Linked DNA regions of Homo sapiens: region 2 is linked to region 1. Evidence: read pairs that join two places in POLR2A ChIA-PET (ENCODE). Cell type or tissue: PC-9. All regions are shown on one strand. Links, peaks and the distances in the headings refer to the core of each region. The heading gives the core; the rest is flanking DNA. Region 1 holds the start of MIR3972 (microRNA 3972). Region 2 overlaps ATP13A2 (ATPase cation transporting 13A2).

Region 1 (8,951 bases), core at 1,964-4,463:
TCATATTGGTTACTTGCTGTGGACTAGACCAAGACATTGAGCTAACCAAATGCAACAAAGCTGTTAGAACAGACTTGGGATCAAATAATGAATGAATCCAGAGTCAAGCTTTGGAAGGGACTACTGCCCTCAAATACATAATCCCATTGAAAGAGGAAGCTGGACCATGCCCTTAGATACATTTTCGTAAAAATTGAACATGGGGGTGAAATCTGTCTCTTGGAGAATAAGAACCTGGTGTGAGGGTGGTTCTGAAGATTTTCCTGGATGGTGGGACCTGGTAGGTCATTGCCCTGGTGTGACTGACCTGTCCTGAGTCTGCCTCATGCAGAACTCACCCTAAGTGGAATTTTAAAATATACGTATCTGGCTGGGTGCAGTGGCTCATCCCTGTAATCCCAGCACTTTGTGAGGCTGAGGCGGGCAGATCACTTGAGGTCAGGAGTTCGAGACCAGCCTGGCCAACATGGTGAAACCCCATCTCTAGTAAAAATACAGAAAAATTAGCCTGGCCTGGTGGTGCACGCCTGTAATCCCAGTTGCTTGGGAGGCTGAGGCAGGAGAATCCCTTGAACCTGGGAGGCGGAAGTTGCAATGAGGCGAGATCACGCCACTGCACTCCAGCCTGAGTGACAGAGTGAGATTCCATCTCAAAAATAAATAAATAAATAAAATGAAATATACATATTTATTACTTTCCTGTTTATAAAAGTAATGCATGTTTTTTTGTTTTTTAAAAATCAGATATTGCAGGAATGCTAAACTCTTGTCATTTTATTTCTGCATGGAGTCTTTTTAGTTAAGCAACTTTTTTTTTAACCTCGTGGGTCCCAGGTCAAGTGGCCGCAGGGTCACCCAGGTGGTGCGGGACTTCCTCCATGCCCAGAAGGTGCAGCCCCCCGTGGAGCTCTTTGTGGACTGGTTGGCCGTGGGCCATGTGGATGAGTTTCTGAGCTTTGTCCCTGCCCCCGATGGGAAGGTAAGAACTTCGTGCATGACGTGTCTTTCCCTGGCATCTGGGGCAAGAACTGAGCTCCAGGGCGCCATGCCAAGGCAGGAGGCTCAGCTGAATCTGTTCTCTGCACGCAGGGCTTCCGGATGCTCCTGGCCAGCCCTGGGGCCTGCTTCAAGCTCTTCCAGGAAAAGCAGAAGTGTGGCCACGGGAGGGCCCTCCTGTTCCAGGGGGTTGTTGGTGGGTAACAGTGCCGTGTCCCTCCTTGCGGCTTGCCTGCCCCTTACCCAAATTAAGACACATCATGGCTTGAGAGGGGGAGGGCAAGTTTTAAAGCAGGGGTGTGTCCCCAAATTCAGGGCTTCTCACTCCTGCCCCTGCACACCTTGCTTCACCAGACACCACTGCCCACAGCTGGGGCCGAGCTGAGGTGGGAAGCGGGGTGATAGAAGGTGGACATGGACTGAGCGGGGACATAGTGGCTTCCCAGGCAGGTGACCAGTGCAGTCACGGCGTGGAGCTTTAATGTTCTGCAGTCACTATCCTGAAATCTCCCTTTTTTTTTTTTCCTTTTTGAGACGGAGTTTCACTCTTGTTGCCCAGGCTGGAGTGCAATGGCGTGATCTCCACTCACCGCAACCTCCGCCTCCCAAGTTCAAGCGATTCTCCTGCCTCAGCCTCCTGAGTAGCTGGGATTACAGGCATGCGCCACCACGCCCGGCTAATTTTGTGTTTTTAGTAGAGACGGGGGTTTCTCCATGTTGGTCAGGCTGGTCTCGAACTCCTGACCTCAGGTGATCAGCCCGCCTCGGCCTCTCAAAGTGCTGGGATTACAGGCGTGAGCCACCACACCTGGCTGCCCTGAAATCTTAATTCTGTTTTGTGAGGTCTGATGGATCAGTGGAGCATCTACGGGGCTTGGAGCCTCTGCTCAGGCACAGTCCTGTCTCCCAGCCTCCCTGCCTCCCTGGCACAGATTCTCTGCTGCCTACTTCTGTGCTCCCTGGAGCCTCAGTGCAAGGCCTCCCCCATCTCTGTCACTGTCCTGAGATGCTGCAGCACTCTGCCCCCAGCAGGAGCCTGGGCATGGGGAGGGCTGGGGTTGGGCACATGTGCCACTCAGCATCTTCATGGCATCAGTCGTCCCTGCCCTGCAAGGGCATTTGGTGGGCAACTTGGGAGGGGTAAGTGTCTCACCCAGGCTTGCTCAGGTACCCAGCACATACCCAGAGGCCACAATACTCTGGAGGTCGCCCATTTGCCTTGGCTTGGGGTGGCAGTCCTGTGGGAATGAGAGATGCCAAACTGGACCTGCCAGCCCCGTTCCAGGGCACAGCATGTGGGTCTCATAGCAGAGGCATGCCCAAGCACAGCCCCCTGGGAGCTAGGCCTCCGCTGTGAGGCCCACAGGGTGGGCCCTGACACCAGCAAGGGACTGTCCAGCCCCATGCAAGTCCCCGGCAAAGCGCAATGTGAAATAGCAAATAAAAACCACCCTGACAAGTCAGGAGAGAGACTCGGGGACAAAGAAACAACTTTATACTGTAGCACTTTTAATGGTACTCTTTTGTCTGCTCTTTAAACAAGGAGCTGGCATTTTCTTTTCTTCTTTTTTGAGACAGGGTCTATCAGCCAGGCTGGAGTGCAGTGACATGATCTCAGCTCACTGCAGCCTCGACCTCCCAGACTTAAGCGAGTCTCCCACCGCAGCCTTGCGAGTAGCTAGGACCACAGGCATGCACCACCACGCCTGGCTAATTTTTTGTATTTTTTGTAGAGATGGAGTCTCACCGTGTTGCCCAGGCTGGTCTTGAACTCCTGAGCTCAAGTGATCTGTCTGTCTTGGCCTCCCAAAGTATGGGATTACAGGTGTGAACTACTGTGTCTGGCCAGGGCCCACTTTTTTTTGTTTTGTTTTTTGTTTTGCACTGGAAGAATTTTGAGAGAGAGAGAGCTGGCTGGACTGGAGTCATCTGGCAAGCTTGCTGGAAGCGTTCTCAAATTCACTCCCTTTCCAGCCCCACTGAGACTGCATGAATCCCAGAGGATCCTCCCTTTCTCAGTGACCCCAGAGGTCCCAGGGCAAAGACCCTTTGACACGCAGGATCATAGATTTTCTTGGTCCCATGGCCTCAGGGAAGGCAGATAGCATCCTAGACCAAACACAGCTCAGAGAGAAAAAAAGCTCCTGTAGAACTTAGACGCCCCCAAGTATAATAATTTCCAAAGTCCCCTTGCTCTCTGTTTGCTAGCGTTAACTTCTTCCAACACAACCCTGGAGCCTTAGCAATAAAATGGAAGAGAAATAGTCTTTCTTGACCCTGTTGCTCCCAAACGCACCCTAACTAGACTCCGGTGAACCTAGAGTAAGTCTTAGAAATCCTTAAATCCAAATTATGTACCAGGCAGGGAGAAATGCCACCTTCATCTTTCCTGGGAGAACTTATGGTGAGCAAGACCCAGGAATGGGTTGAGCAGAGTTATTCCAACCTGCCCAGCTGGGAGGGAGCGTGGGAGAATTCACAGATGGCAGGCCACAAGCAGCCACCCCACCCTCGAGGGCTGACACTCAGGCAGTGACTGTGGCGATTAATTACATAGACACAGAGGCCAGACACAGAGGCCAGAGCACTGATTAGACACCTCAGTGCGCCAGGCCTCACGCTGTGTGCATCACACGTGTTATCTCATTTGATCTCACGAGAGATCAAATGGGATGACTCTCACCCACCTTTATTCCCAAGAATGTGAGGCTCAGAGAGGGGATGTCACTGGCCCAGAGGCCTCAGCAAGATTGCAGTGGAGCTGGGACTGGACCCCAGCTTCCTGCCTTAAACTGGGGTGAAGCGGGCGTTAGACCTGCAGATGGGTCAGGGGAGCCCTCTCCTTTCCCTTGGTCAAGGCTTGAGGCCCTGTGCGAGCCCTGGGCTTGGGTTTGAATCACAAGCCCCCACATATCCTACCTGTGTGACCTTTGGCAAGTCTTCTGACCTCTCTGAGCCTCAGTTTTCTCATCTGTAAAGTGGGGATCATAATGCATACCTTGTGGGGGTCACCGTGAGGGTTAAATGAGATGCTGAACCTGGGCACTCCCCTCGGGGCCTGCTCATGGTAAGCGCTTACTAAGTAGCAGCCATGAGGATTGTGTGCCATTGACTCTAGCCTCCGCTTCCCTGTCCAGTCTCATCTGCATGGGCACACCATCAGGCTGAGAAAATCTGGACCCCTGGGAGGTCCCCATTTCACGCAGTCACCCCCTGAAGGGCAGGATTGGGGCTGGATGGTGTCTGAATCCCAGGACTGGCTGGTTCGCTGCTCAGTGAACCTATAAAACCTGACTGATGGTGGGTGGGTGGGCAGCAACTGACCCAGCTCCCCGCTAAGCCAAAGCAAGAGGATTCCTCATCCAGTGCCCTCGGGCAGTTGTACATTTCCAGTGACAGGCGTTACCACTTCCAGTGAACTCAAATAAAGGTCTCAGTTCATTCCACTGTGGCAACCAGACCCTCCCACTCCTTATACCCCAAGATGTGCACAGTGGCCAAGGCAAGCTCAGACAGGTGGAACCCACCCAAGGCCTGGGAAAGTCAGAGGCTGCTGACTCGGCAAGACCATTAGCTGTGAACTTGGCTCCTGCCTGTCTGCTTCCCTAAGCAGGTGGTCCTCACGTTGGTGCTGTCCCTGTCCTTCTCTTTCATCTCTCTCCTTCACAGATGATGAGCAGGTCAAGACCATCTCCATCAACCAGGTGCTCTCCAATAAAGACCTCATCAACTACAATAAGTTTGTGCAGGTACAAGGGCTGTGGTGTACCTGTGGGCTGTGATTTGGGAGTAGGCGGGGCTGGAGGCAAGGATGGGATACAGACATCTGAGGCTAACTGTTCATGAAAGCTCAGGTTAGAACAGGCCCAGACAGAGGGGTCCCAACACCCTCTTTTGACCCAGAAGAAGTGAGGGGAGCGACAGGATGCCTTGGTGCCCCCAAAACACACTGGCAAGGTGTCCCCAACTCTGGCCCTCCCCTGCCCCCAGAGCTGCATCGACTGGAACCGTGAGGTGCTGAAGCGGGAGCTGGGCCTGGCAGAGTGTGACATCATTGACATCCCACAGCTCTTCAAGACCGAGAGGAAAAAAGCAACGGCCTTCTTCCCTGACTTGGTGAGGGCACTACCCATGACTCCTTTGCCAAATCAGGCTGCAAACCTCTAAGCTCGAGAGAGGAAAAATGTCTGGTCACAGTCATATTTAGGATTGTGGTGGCCAGTGGGGGTGGCAGGGAGAATCAGGGGTCCTATGGTGCTCCTCAGAAGGGCTTCTAGCTGGCTGACCACCATGGTCCCTGTGGAATGCTTGCTGGCCAAGCCCTGGCCCAAGGGGCATCAGGGAAGGGGTCCACTTGACATTTGTGGAGTGAATGAATGATTGCATGAGGTCACGTGTGCAAAGCACATGGCATCAGCTGGGAACCCAGATGCTCATTCTGCTCTCTTCCTCCCAGCTTGTGGCTCTTCATCCATCCCACATGTATTTAGGGTGTCCTGTGGCAGATGCAGAGATGATTAAGAATGCCCCCTGCTCTCAAGGGACTTTCAGTCTAATCGGTTGAGAGGGAAACTCTTCCCTTCTCTGAGGACATGTCCCAGTGATCTATTTTGTAGGATAAGGCGATGTGGCAGTTTGGAGGTGAGACAAAGCACTTCCAGCCTAAGAGGTAGAACTGGAGATCCAGGAAGTCTTCATGGAAGAAGTGGCTTTTGACTGAGCCTTGAGGGCTTTGCCTCTGATGCTTGTAAATCTTTTTTTCTTTTTTTCTTTTTTTTTTTTTGAGACGGAGTCTCACTCTGTTGCCCAGGCTGGAGGGCAGTGGCACAATCTCACTCACTGCAACCTCAGCCTCCAGGGTTCAAGCGATTCTCCTGCCTCAGCCTCCTGAGTAGCTGGGATTGTGGGATTGCAGGCGTGCACCACCACGCCCGGCTAATTTCTGTATTTTTAGTAGAGATGGAGTTTTGCCATGTTGGCCAGGCTGGTCTTGAGCTCCTGACCTCCGGTGATCCACCAGCCTCGGCCTCCCAAAGTGCTGGGATTACAGGCGGAAGCCACCGTGCTTGGCCTGCTTCTAAATCTTGAGCTTGCCTTTGAAACACCTGGACAGGTGGGGCCCCACCCCAGCGGTCCTGATTCAGCAGGTCTAAAGCACGGCCCGAGGCACTGCTGCCGCGCTAACAAACACCCAGGTGGTGCTGATGCTGCCTTTTAGAGGAACACAGTTTGAGTAGCACTGCTATAGGTCACCCAGCTCCCCTCTCCACTCCTCCCCACCTCATCCCCTAAAAGAACTCAATTTGCCCATTGTCAGAGCCTTGTGGGGAACCTGTCCACACCACCATTGCTTCATGCCCCGCTTTTTCCTTCCTCTTTTCAGGCAACATTTTGCCCTCCGCTTGCAAAGCCTCTTTTCACTCCCCTTCCTTCCTGTTCGAGGCTATCTTGTAATTATATATGTGCCCCAAGAAGTTTGTGCAATGATTCAGGTTCTTGTGTTCGCAAGAGACAGAGTCCTACTGAAGCCAGCTTCAGCCAGAGGGAGTCTTAATATAAGGACACCAGAAACCTGAGGGCAGGATAGCTGCAGCAGAGCCTGGAACCCTCTCTGTTTCTGTGTCTACATCATTCATTCTCTCTCTTTCTCTCACCCTCTCCACCTCCTACTTCTTCTCCCTCTTCTTCCAGCTTGGCTTCCTTTGCTTCTCTGTTCCTGGGGACAAAGATGAGTATGGCCATGCACAGAGACACTGACACGGGCAGAGACCAACTAGACGCTCCCATTGTCAGTTTCAAATTCCTGGGAGAGGGACTCTGATTGGTCCATCTTGGACCAGCTGTTCTCCCTGGCCCAATCAGTTATGGCCTAGAAGGTTGGGATTCTGCAGCACAAACATGGCAGCTGCCACAATCCACAATTCCAAATTCACATTAGGGCAGTTTCCAGAGCACGTTGCCAGAGTGAGTTCTGCGGATGCTCCCAAAGGCACCTGGCTAACCGGTTCTTCCCAGCCCCTTTAGCCAGTTACCTTCTCATTGCACAGGAAAGGGTGAGTAGCTATTGACAAGGCTGTCTAAAACACAAACCTAGGTCCTGCAGGTAGAGTAGAGGTGTGGGGTGGGAGCCCAGTGATGAAGTGCTGCTTCCCCTTTGGACTGCAGGTGAACATGCTGGTGCTGGGGAAGCACCTGGGCATCCCCAAGCCCTTTGGGCCCATCATCAATGGCTGCTGCTGCCTGGAGGAGAAGGTGCGGTCCCTGCTGGAGCCGCTGGGCCTCCACTGCACCTTCATTGATGACTTCACTCCATACCACATGCTGCATGGGGAGGTGCACTGTGGCACCAATGTGTGCAGAAAGCCCTTCTCTTTCAAGTGGTGGAACATGGTGCCCTGAGACAGCTCCCACCCACCATCCTGTCCCCCTGGGGCGGGCATTGGCCCAGGTGGTGGAGACAGAGACAGGCCCCTGAACGATAAGCACCAAGAGACCCCAAGGCTCCAGATGGAACACTGAGGGTGACCGTCCCTCTCAGAAGCCTTTTCCCTGGAAGTGTCCATGCCTCACCTGCAACCCATGTGGTTCTCAGACTTGAATCTTCTCGGCCCCCCAAAAAGAAGGACCTCATTTCTTATAGCCTCTCCTGTGATTCAACACAACCCATGGAGATGTCCCCTTCTCACTCTGAAATCATCCATTTGGGGACAAATCCACATTGGGGTCTAGAAACATCCACGTATCTCATCAGCCATCTTGTCCTGTGCATCCTAACAGAGGAAGGATCCATGATTCTGCTTTGGTCCAATTGCTTCCTCTCTGCAGAGGAACAACCCTAAAACCAGACCACTCCACGCAGGACAGGCAGGAGAGATTCTTCCTAAAGCCTCCCCCATAAAAAGGGAGCTGTGGATCCACTTAGATCAGGGCGGAACCATCTTTCACCCGGCCAAGCTCCTGCCCAGATGTTGACCCTCACCCAGCGTGAGCTGTCACATAGTAGGAGCTTCTAGATGCATGTGGAAGCAATGAGAGTTGTCCCTTAGCCTTATAAACTCCCCATGATCTGACATGCAGAAATCCAGCCTTGTCCAGAATCCTCCTGGAATTTCTTGGAGACGAAAGTATCTGGGGGATTGTTGGGTACTAGGGAGACTGGGTACAAGGGTGAAAAGTAGTTCCCATAATACACATGGTTGACTATGGTGATCCACCTTGTGATGGTTAATATTAGGTGTCTGGAGAAGGTTGCTTCATTGGCCCTGGGACTTCTCTCTGCAGGAGGAGAGAACGCTGCCTCTCCTCTGGATTGGTCTCAGGCTCTCTGTTGGCCTTTGGTCAGCGTTTCCACATCCTGCTCTGCTGCAGGAGAGGGGGCTAAGGGGCTGGATCCACCAAGGCAGCTCACAGCGGGAAAACTCTGGGAATGAACCACTGAATTCAGGGGATGGGGGTGGGGGGGCGGTTCTCGAGGTGTGTGCCAGCTACACGTGTGTTCTGTATGGGTCCAGCTGCGTTTCCATCACTCGCTAATAAATCAACAGAAACACAAATGGCTTGGCTCTCATGTTGACCCTTCTTTGAGCTTAGAATGAGACAGCAAAGAGAGAGGACTTTCTTGCAGCTGAAGCATTTGCTTTCTTGACCCCCAAGAATTTGGGGCTGACATCCCAAATTTTGATAAGACTGAGATTGCCTTGTCTTGGCCAGAGGATGGGTTAGGACTGCCATGGACACCTGTAATGATATGGACACATAAAAGCAAGCCTGGGGGTAAAATGCCAGGCTACCAGGACAAGTGAGCATGGCAAGGCTAGGGGCCGGGCTGTGGCTGGAGGTTGCACTGTGGAAGGATGGGCAATGGGGAGCATGTGGAGGCCTTTTGTGTGTCCTTAGCAGCATCCTCCTTCCGCCTGCAAGAGGCTGCGGGAAGCCTTACTTCAGAGCACTCGGGC
Region 2 (8,951 bases), core at 6,452-8,951, 290 kb before region 1:
AGACCCTTCCCCACCCTGGTCATGGGTCACCTCCCTGACCTTACCCTGCCCCTTCCTGTTGCTGGCCTCCTGGCTGCTCCTAGGACTCCACATGCTCCTGCCTCCCTCAGAGCCTTTGCACCTGACACTCCCTGGGCCTGTGAGGCCTGCTCAGCTCCTTCAGGTCTTCCCTGGAATTTCAGCTGTGCCAAGATGCCGCCCCACCTCCAGCCCACCAGCCCTCCTGCTGATTTCTGTCCAGCACTCAGCACATGCTGGAGTTTCTCATGTCTGCTTGTTTCCTATTTGTCTCCCTTCCCTGGACTGGCAGCATGATGAGGAGCAACGATGTGTCTGCCTGGTTCATCGCTGAATCCCCAGGGCCTAGCCCAGCACTTGGCACGTGGTAGGGACTCAACACATCGCTGCTGAATGAATGAATGTTGGCCCTGCTAGGACTTTTGTGGTCCTCATTGATTCTCTTCATTTGGCCAGTAGGGACCCCCACAAGGTCAGGACTGTATAGAGCAGAAGGGCCCTGAATGGATCTAGAACTCAAGCATCCGGACTCCCTGCCTTGGGTGCCCCTGCACCTGCACATCGGCTCCCAGAGAGGCCTTGTGCCTTGTGCCCACGGAGTCCTTGTGCCTGGGACGTGCCCTCCAGAACCCTGCCTGCCTGCTGCTGTGGAAGGCTGGGGGAAGGGCCAGGAGCTGCCTCCAGATGCTGCCAGGGTTGGCTGGTCCAGTCTGTGGTCCAAGCAGGCAGAAGGCCCTGGGAGCTGGGGAGCTGAGTTCTGGTCATAAGTCGTGACAAAGGCTCACTATGAATTCCCCCTACTAACCCTACTCCTCAGCCCCACATAAGAGGAGCTACCCCCTGCCCCAGGAGCCACTTACCAGGCAGGAATAGCAGGAAGAGGTAGGCAGCTCTCATGGCAACAAAGAGGCAGGCCGGGGTGGTGTCAGAGAGGACAGCTGGGGAAAGACCGGTGGGAGAGCTCTACCCAGGGCCACACCCAGGACAGCAGAGCTCACCTTTGATCCCCTGATTTCGCCCTGGAGAAGGTGGCACCCAGAATAGAAGCCAGGCATGGGAGGGCTGGAGTGGAGGGACATCCCAGTCCCTGCTGGCCCACCCAGGTGTTCAGGTCACAAGGGACAAGGCCTCCAACCCAGCTCCAGGGCTGATCCTGACAAGCAAACCCCGTGTAGTGGGTGTACTTGATGTGGTCAGGGAAGGGCGGACCCTGCCCTGCTCACTAAGGGGACATTCCTAATGTGCTCCCAGCCCAGGCCATTCTGTCCTCACCCACACCCGTGCTCAGCCCTCTGGCCCAGTGGCTCCCTGGGTGTCCAAGGCACTGACTGCGTGAATCACTGAACCCAGGCCCATCCTTGGGACCCCAGCCCTGGCCAGCCGGCATCACCGCCTGGACTCAGCAGCTTCTGCCAAGCCACCACCTGCTCCCAATTAGCCCCTGGGCCCTAAGCATCCTGCTCAGCAGGAAACCACATACACATGGGCCTGCCCGGCCCCCAGAGCGGCCAGGCCGGGCAGGGCTCCCAGCTCCCAGAAGACTCCTCTCCTGCCAGGCCTCCAGGCCTCGCAAGACCTGGCTGTGTGCATCACAGGCTCACGAGACCCGGGCTATTTGCAGCAGCAGGAAGCACGAGAGTGAAGCCTGAGGGGGCTCCTCTGGATCCCAGAAAGGCAGCACTGAAGGGGCCGTGACATCACCCAGGCTGGGGGTTCTGCACCCCCTGACACTGTAGGCAAGTGTGTGTGTCATTTGGAGGGAGAGGGCATGGGGTCCGTGGCTTTCATCAGGCTCCTGACATTCAAGAGCCCAGCCTCCAGTCCTGGCTACACGGTGGGACTTGGGGGAGCCTCCGGTTCCCCACATCCAGCCCCAGCTCAGTGGAGGGCCACCTCAGGTCCGTCAGCCTTCTGTAGGGAGGGCTGCGAGGGCGGGGTCCATCCAGGAGGGCCCCTCCCGGCTGCAACCCAGGAAGTCCTTTCAGAGAGCTAGCTGGAAACCCCAACTTTGGTCTATTTTCCCCACTGGGAGTCCAGGGAGAGGGGAGGGAAAGGGGAGAAAGCAGGAGGTCTTTCCCTCCTTCCTCTCAATCCTGAGGCCTCCTGACCCCCTGGCTCCTCTCATGCATTAGGCACCTCACTAAGGTGGAGTGGGAGCCGGGAGACGAAGCTCAGGACCAAGCTGCCCCAGAGGCGAGGGATAGCTGGCTCCCCACACCCCATTCTGAAAACCCTTGACCTCCTCATGGGAGGGGGATGAAAAGACCCAGAGAGCCTTCCTTGCCCTTCTCCCCATCCGTCAGGTCGGTCGGAGCCCCCGCTGCTCAGCAGAAGGCGCTGAATTGGGGCAAGAGGGGTTGCAAGGTGTTGGGGGATGCCTGTCGGTACCCTGCGGGGAGTCTTCCTCCCCTAGGACTGGCCCCCGAACCCAGGCTTATTGGGGGAAGGAGGCCCACGGGCTAGCGGGGAGGCAGGAAAGAGAGAAGTCAGTGTGGAGTTCATGAACTCCTCCCACGGGACCACATCTCCGAGCTCTTCTAGACGAAGGGGTTTTGGGGCGTGCGGGAGGCCAGGACCTGCCTGGGAGGCTGCCCCACCCCCACCTCTGGCCTCTTCCACAGCTGCGGCCTCCCCCACCCCCGACTCCCCTGCGTCCTGGGAGGTGGGGGACAGGGGGCCCCGACGCTCGCTCAGACATCAGACGGAGGGAGGGCTCTGCCGGCTCCAGAGCCGGGCTCAGGGGGAGGGGTCCCGGCGGGAGAAACCCAGATGTTGCAGCGCCGCACAGCTGGGAACAATCAGCCGCGGAAACTTGCTCCGCGCGCCCTCGCGCTCCCGTCTCTGATCTCTCTTTGTCTCTCTGCGTCTCTGTCTCGGCCATTCCCACCGGACCCCCCCCCCCCACCCCACCCGCCACATTCCAACCTCCCCGGGAGAACAAAAGATGTCCCATCCCCCGACGACCTCACCTCTGGCTCCCCCCAAACTCGGGCTCCCCGCCCTTCCCAATTCGCGTTCTCTCTGCAGAGCAACCCCAAACTTTCCAGGTGCCCCCTTGGCCTCCGCTCTGAAGGCGCGGGGTTCAGGAACCTCCGCGGCTGCCCCAGGATCGAGGACCCAGAGAGCCTGGCACCCTCGCCCCCGCGCCGGGGGACCCGCCGACGCCCCTGACCGCCCCCCGGGGCCCCCAAGCGCCAGGCCCGCGCCTACCTGTCCGGGTCACTCCGCCGCCCGCTCCGAGTCCGCCCGCCGGAGCCGCCCCTTGGCCCGCTCCGAGTCCCCCTCCGGGCCCCCGACGGGGCTGGCGCCCGCCCTCCAGCCCCGGAGCCGCTGGGTCCTAACGCGAGCTGCCCGCATGGGCCGCCACGCCGTGCCCTCGGGGTTCCATCTCCTGGGGGGGGGGGTGTCCCCGGGGTAGAGGCGCCCGGGGCCGTCCTCACGTCTGTGCAAAGCTTCCTCCTCCTCACAGCTGCTCCTCACTCGACGTCGACGGGGTGAGGGGGGTGAGGTGGGCAAGGGTAGGTGTGTTGCCCATTTCACAGAGGAGGAAATCAAGCCTCCCAAAGTGACTCACCCTAGGCCCCTCAGCCAGAAAGTAAGCCTCGATCTCCCTCTGCCTTCTCCCAGCTTCCAGGACACTCTCCTGCCTTGGTTTTCCTTCTGCCTCTCCAGCCAAGCCTGCTGCCTCTCTCAGGCCCGCACCCTCCTCTCCTACACTGCTGAGCTCTGGGCCATGGCTGGCTTCCACAACCAGCGGTTCTTTCTTTCCTTTTCTAGAGACAGGGTCTTGCTGTGTTGCCCAGGCTCGTCTGGAACTTCCGGCCTCGAAATTTTGGCCTCAAGCATTCCTCCTGTCTCATCCTCCTGGGCTGTTGGGATTACAGGCATGAGTCCCTGCCCCCGGCCATAACCAGCACCTCTTTCAGCCCTGACCCAGCCTATGTGTCCCACAAATGTCCTCAAGATGCATCAGCTTCAACAAGCATCCAAGTCCAAATTCACGACCTCCTAACTCTCCCCCAGACCTGGCCCTCCAGGATTCCCAGTCCCCCCTTGGCCCCGCAGCCTTCCATTACCCAGGCTTCCTCCCCTGCCCTTAGCCCTGCATCTAATCCAGCACCCACCCGTGAATGCTACCTGAAAAATTTCTTTTGTGACTCCGTTCACTGCTCCCACCCTGGCCTAAGCCACTGTGAGACCAAGTTGCAATCCCAAGAAACCGCATTTGCTCTTTCTGCTTGTCAGAAGCTGACAAAGCCCTGACTCAGTGACTGGGGGCAGCCCAACGGAAGGATGCCTTGAAGATGGCAGGCAGGGCAGAACACAGGCTCCCACGCCTCTTGCCTGAATCACTGCATTGTTAGAAAATATAAGTTAAATGATCCTGGCTGTGCCTTTTCCTGTACATAAGATAGCACCTGACAGGATTGACGATTATGCCTCTATAATCTATATAACTAGGTGCATCCTCGAACCCAAACCTTGGCGAGATTTGCACTAGTGTAGCTTCTGAAGACATTTGATGTAAATTTTTCTTCTTCTTTTTTTAATGAGACCGGGTCTCGCTCTGTCATCCAGGCTGGAGTGCAGTGGCACCATCACAGCTCACCTCTTGGGCTCAAGTGATCCTTCCACCTCAGCCTCCCAAGTAGCTGGGACTACAGGCAAGAGCCGCCATGCCTGGCTAATTTTTTTTTTTTTTTTTTTTTTTTGTATTTTTTGTAGAGAAGGGGTTTTGCCGTGTTTGCCCAGTCTGGTCTCAAACTCCTGAGCTCAAGCAATCCACCCGCCTCAGCCTCCAAAAGTGCTGGGATTACGGACGTGAGCCACCGTGCCTGACCATAGCTTCTGAGCACACACAGAACCGCCTGCCTCTGTATCTAAACTGTGGGCTGAAATGCTGCTTTGGCGCAGTCTAACAGAAACTCTCTGAAACCCTCTCCCAGGGTGCAGTCCTCAGTAAGACTCAATAAAACTAACTTTAATTTTTTCAATGGCTGATTTTTTTTTTTTTTTTGAAATGGAGTTTAACTCTGTTGCCCAGGCTGGAGTGCAGTGGTGTGACCTCGGCTCCCTGTAACCTCCACCTCCCGGGTTCAAGAGGTTCTCCCAACCCAGCCTCTCGGGTAGCTGGGATTACAGGCACATGCCAGCATGCCAGGCTAATTTTTGCTTTTTTTTTTTGAGTAGAGACAGGGTTTCACCATGTTGGCCAGGCTCCTGACCTTAGCTGATCCGCCTGCCTTGGGTTCCCAAAGTGCTGGGATTATAGGCATGAGCCACTGTGCCTGGCCAAAAGGTGGATTTTTTCTTTTTCTTTTTTTTTGAGACAGGGTCTTGCTATCTCCCAGGCTGGAGTGCAGTGGTGCATCCTCAACTCACTGCAACCTCTGCCTCCTGGGTTCAAGCGATTCTCATGCCTCAGCCTCCAGAGTAGTGGGGACTACAGGCACCCACCACCATGCCTGGCTATTTTTTTTTTTTTTTTTATTTCTCGTAGAGACGAGGCTTCTCCATGTTGTCCAGGCTCGTCTCGTACTCCTGACCTCAGCTGATCCACCCACCTTGGCCTCCCAAAGTGCTGGAATTACAGGCGTGAGCCACTGCACCTGGTCAAAAGGCTGATTTCTTATTTAGTTGACACCACCATCATTTGCCTGGGCTCTGCGATAGCCTCCACTCTGGGCTCTCCCACGTGGGTCCTGCCTCCCTCACCCCCGCAGATCGTGCCCCTTCTACTGATCGCCTTTCACTCAGGTTAGAGGCTCAACTTCCCTGTGGCTTCCAGGGCCCCGGCCCTTTATGGCAGCCTGGCTCTGCCTCCTCTTCCTCCTCCAGCCACTGGCCTTTGGGGGTTTTCTCCCAAACCCCTCTCCCTCCCACACTGAGGCGTTTCTTCCTCCCGAGCACTGGCTGAGGTCTCCTCCATGGGGTCACAGATCAAACCCTCCCTTCCTCAGAGGGGCCTTCCCTTTTTCCTTTTTTTGTGCTTTCTAGCTTTACTGCTTGCAGTTGTCTTGTTGGCCTATGTCTGTGACCATCTGAGCCCTGTCCCTCTTCCCGATGAGACTGTCATCTTGCCCCGTGAAGGCCAGGACCAAGGCTGTTTTTGCTCATCTTCAGTTTTGCTCATTAAGTTCAGAGCCCGGCTCAGAGCAGCAGTTCAGCAAACATTGGTGGAATGAATGAGTGAACTGTACACTAAACTCTTCCCGGAGAAGCTGGCTGGGGGTGCAGATCCTCTGCGTGAGGGGCAGCCTTCAGCCCTGCCCAGGAGCCTAGGCCTGAGGCGGGAGTGAGAGTTGTAGGGGCTGCGGGCTGGGAGGAGATGAGGATGGCCCCTGATTTAGACCCTTGCCATCTGATCTCTTCATCGCCAGTCATTCCCCCACCTCCCTTAGACTCTGAGTCTTAGGGAGGGAGTAAATATGCCCTGTGCCTCCTTCATTCCCATGCCCCGCCCCCCAGTGTCTATTGCAGGGCAGCAGAGACTTTTGTCACCTGGAGAGAGGTGGGCCCTCAGGCCAGGCCAGCCCAGCCCTCTCTGCCTGCCCTTAGACCCCACTGCTGCCAGGAGCAATCCCACTGGCAAAAGAGAGGAACTCACCCAGCAGAAATGCTGTCCCCTACCCTTGAAAAAAGGAGGGAGGTTGGGTGCAGTGGCTCACACCTGTAATCTCAGCAGTTTAGGAGACCAAGGCGGGTGGACCGCTTGAGCCCAGGGGTTTGAGACCAGCCTGGACAGCATGGCAAAACCCCATCTCTACAAAAAATACAAAAATTAGCTGGGTGTGGTGGTGCTGGCCTATAGTCCCAGCTACTCAGGAGGTTGAGGTAGGAGGATCACCTGAGCCTGGGGAGGTAGAGGCTGCAGTGAGCCACGATTGCACCACTGCACTCCAGCCTGGGCAACAGAGCAAGACCCTGTCTGAAAAAAAAAAAAGAAAAGAAAAGAAAAACTGGGAAACTGAGGGGCTAAAGCTGACAATTCGTGTCCTGGCTCCCATGTCCTCTCTGCTGCTTCTACCCATTCCCCTGGCTGTTTCTTTGGGCAGGGGAGGGGATGGGGCTGTGGTTGCTGTGCTCCCACTACGTCTTTGGAGATGTGCTCCTTCCCTGCCAGGCTTTCACGCTGGATGGTGAACTGCTCGCAGGGTTAGACCATGTTTTTGTCCCGTTTTATTCAGTTTGTTGAGTTAGTCCTGGTGCCTGGCACACACCTGTCCAACAGATTCATGAATAATCAGCTAAGGGTAGAGGAGGGATTTGAACCCAGGCCTCTCTGTGGCTTCCTCTTAAACAGCATCTACCACCCTGAACCGTCGCTGGCTGGCAACACAGTGCCAGGAGCAGAGGTCCACTGTGATGTGCCTCCTGGCAGGACTTTCATCTTCACACCCACATCCCTTCTCCCCAGCATGATTCAACGTTTTCTCAGCCCCTACTCTGGCAGGCCTGGGGATAGCACCAGGGGTTCCAGGAATGAGGTTGGCCAGGGCTTTTGGAAGGCAGGAAACAGCCGGTCTTTCCTGTTCTCCCCTGCCCAGATGAGCCAGACGGCCAAGCTGCCTCTCTAGAGCAGAGGGGCTTGGCCAGGGGCCCGCTGGTGAGATGAGCTCAGAGGCACCCACCCTTCCCTGAGGGATGATGCGCGTGGTTCTGGCTGGGAGATGTGGGCTCCGAGCCTGGATTTCATCTGAGGAAGGAACTGCCCACAAACATGTCCCAGGATGCTGGGGTGGGACGGGGAGGGGGTAAGGTGGGAGAGAGGGAGCTGCCCCCTAGCAAATGCCTCCCAGGCAAGCCTACATCTCCTTGTCCTCCAAAGGAGGGTAGGAGGGTTAGGAACATCGAAGCTGGAGTCAAAGCTATCCGGCCCCACTCTGACTACTTGTGTAACCTCTAAGCCTTGGTTTCTTCATCTGTAAAATGGGAATAGTACCACAGTTGTTGGAAGGATGACATGACAATGTGTGTAAAATGCTAAATGGGGCCAAGCGCAGTGGCTCACGCCTGTAATCCCAGCACTTTGGGAGGCCAAGGTGGGCGGATCACCTGAGGTCAGGAGTTCGAGACCAGCCTGGCCAACATGACGAAACCCTGTCTCTACTAAAAATACAAAATTTAGCTGGGCGTGGTGGCACATGCCTGTAATCCCAGCTACTCGGGAGGCTGAGGCAGGAGAATCGCTTGAACCTGGGAAGCGGAGGTTGCAGTGAGCAGAGATCACCCCACTGTACTCCAGCCTGGGTGACAGAGCAAGACTCCATCTCAAGAAAAAAAAAAAAAAAAAAAAAAGCTAAACGGAATATCCAGGCACATGCTGGACACAGAGGAAACATTATTACTGTGAGATGAGGGAACACAGGCCCAGAGAGGGGAGTTGGCCAATGGAGTCTGAAAAACCAGGGGGTTCCAGGGGGTTGTCAGGCTGAAAAACCAGCCTGAAAAACCAGCCCCCCAGGGGGTTCCAGGGGCAGACACGTGCAGGGGCTGCCAGCTGGGCACCCGGGGGTATGTGCATTTCCTCCTGGGCAGGTGGGAGGGTCTATGGTGCCAGGTACAAGACAGGCACAGCAGAGCCAGGAAAATATCATGACTTTATTTGCTACACTGACAGCAGCACTGAGGGGAGCTGGGGGCTGCCACCCCTACGCGGGATGGTCCAAGGTAGGGGACAGTAGTCAACGCTTCCCCAGGGTGGGGGTGGTCTCGGGGGAGGAGTGTAGACAGTCGCCAACCTCAGGGATGTGGGAGGTGGTGGCGGTGGTGTTGCTGGAGAGGGGTCCAGTTGGTGGCTCAGAGGCAGGGAGTTCCAGTGTCTGGGGTGCCCGTGGGCCTGCACTACCTCAGGGGGCCGGCGGGCAGCGGCGGCCAGGGCTGCTCGGCCAGCTCTCGTTCCAGCTGCTTGAAGCGCTTCTTGGAGGCCCGCT

The links. ChIA-PET counts read pairs that join two places held together with the same protein. Peaks named below come from ENCODE experiments on the same cell type or tissue, not always from the same donor. Only the 100,000 strongest peaks of a DNase experiment are listed, where the experiment ranks them.
Region 2: POLR2A ChIA-PET joins it to region 1 with 26 read pairs; 3 of 35 experiments call an interaction of 5 or more read pairs at or near these places.

Annotation. Positions count from the first base shown.
Region 1 is chr1:17,275,685-17,284,635 of GRCh38, forward strand. It overlaps PADI3 (peptidyl arginine deiminase 3), which reads left to right. Exons shown (of 16, transcript NM_016233.2): 12 at 835-979; 13 at 1,090-1,192; 14 at 4,666-4,745; 15 at 4,987-5,112; 16 at 7,162-8,549. The coding sequence ends at 7,395. MIR3972 (microRNA 3972) reads left to right here and starts at 2,205; the gene lies at 2,205-2,291. In PC-9, for the core only: no CTCF peak of the experiment used is centred there; no DNase peak of the experiment used is centred there.
Region 2 is chr1:16,977,359-16,986,309 of GRCh38, forward strand. It overlaps ATP13A2 (ATPase cation transporting 13A2), which reads right to left. Exons shown (of 29, transcript NM_022089.4): 29 at 8,600-8,951. The coding sequence ends at 8,863. MFAP2 (microfibril associated protein 2) reads right to left here and starts at 3,262. Exons shown (of 9, transcript NM_002403.4): 1 at 3,229-3,262; 2 at 879-956. The coding sequence starts at 915. It overlaps LOC105376806 (a long non-coding RNA gene), which reads left to right. Exons shown (of 2, transcript XR_947003.3): 2 at 311-437. RefSeq lists enhancers at 1,024-1,529, 1,530-2,037, 2,038-2,543. In PC-9, for the core only: no CTCF peak of the experiment used is centred there; a DNase peak (open chromatin) is centred at 7,533; H3K27ac peaks cover 433 bases.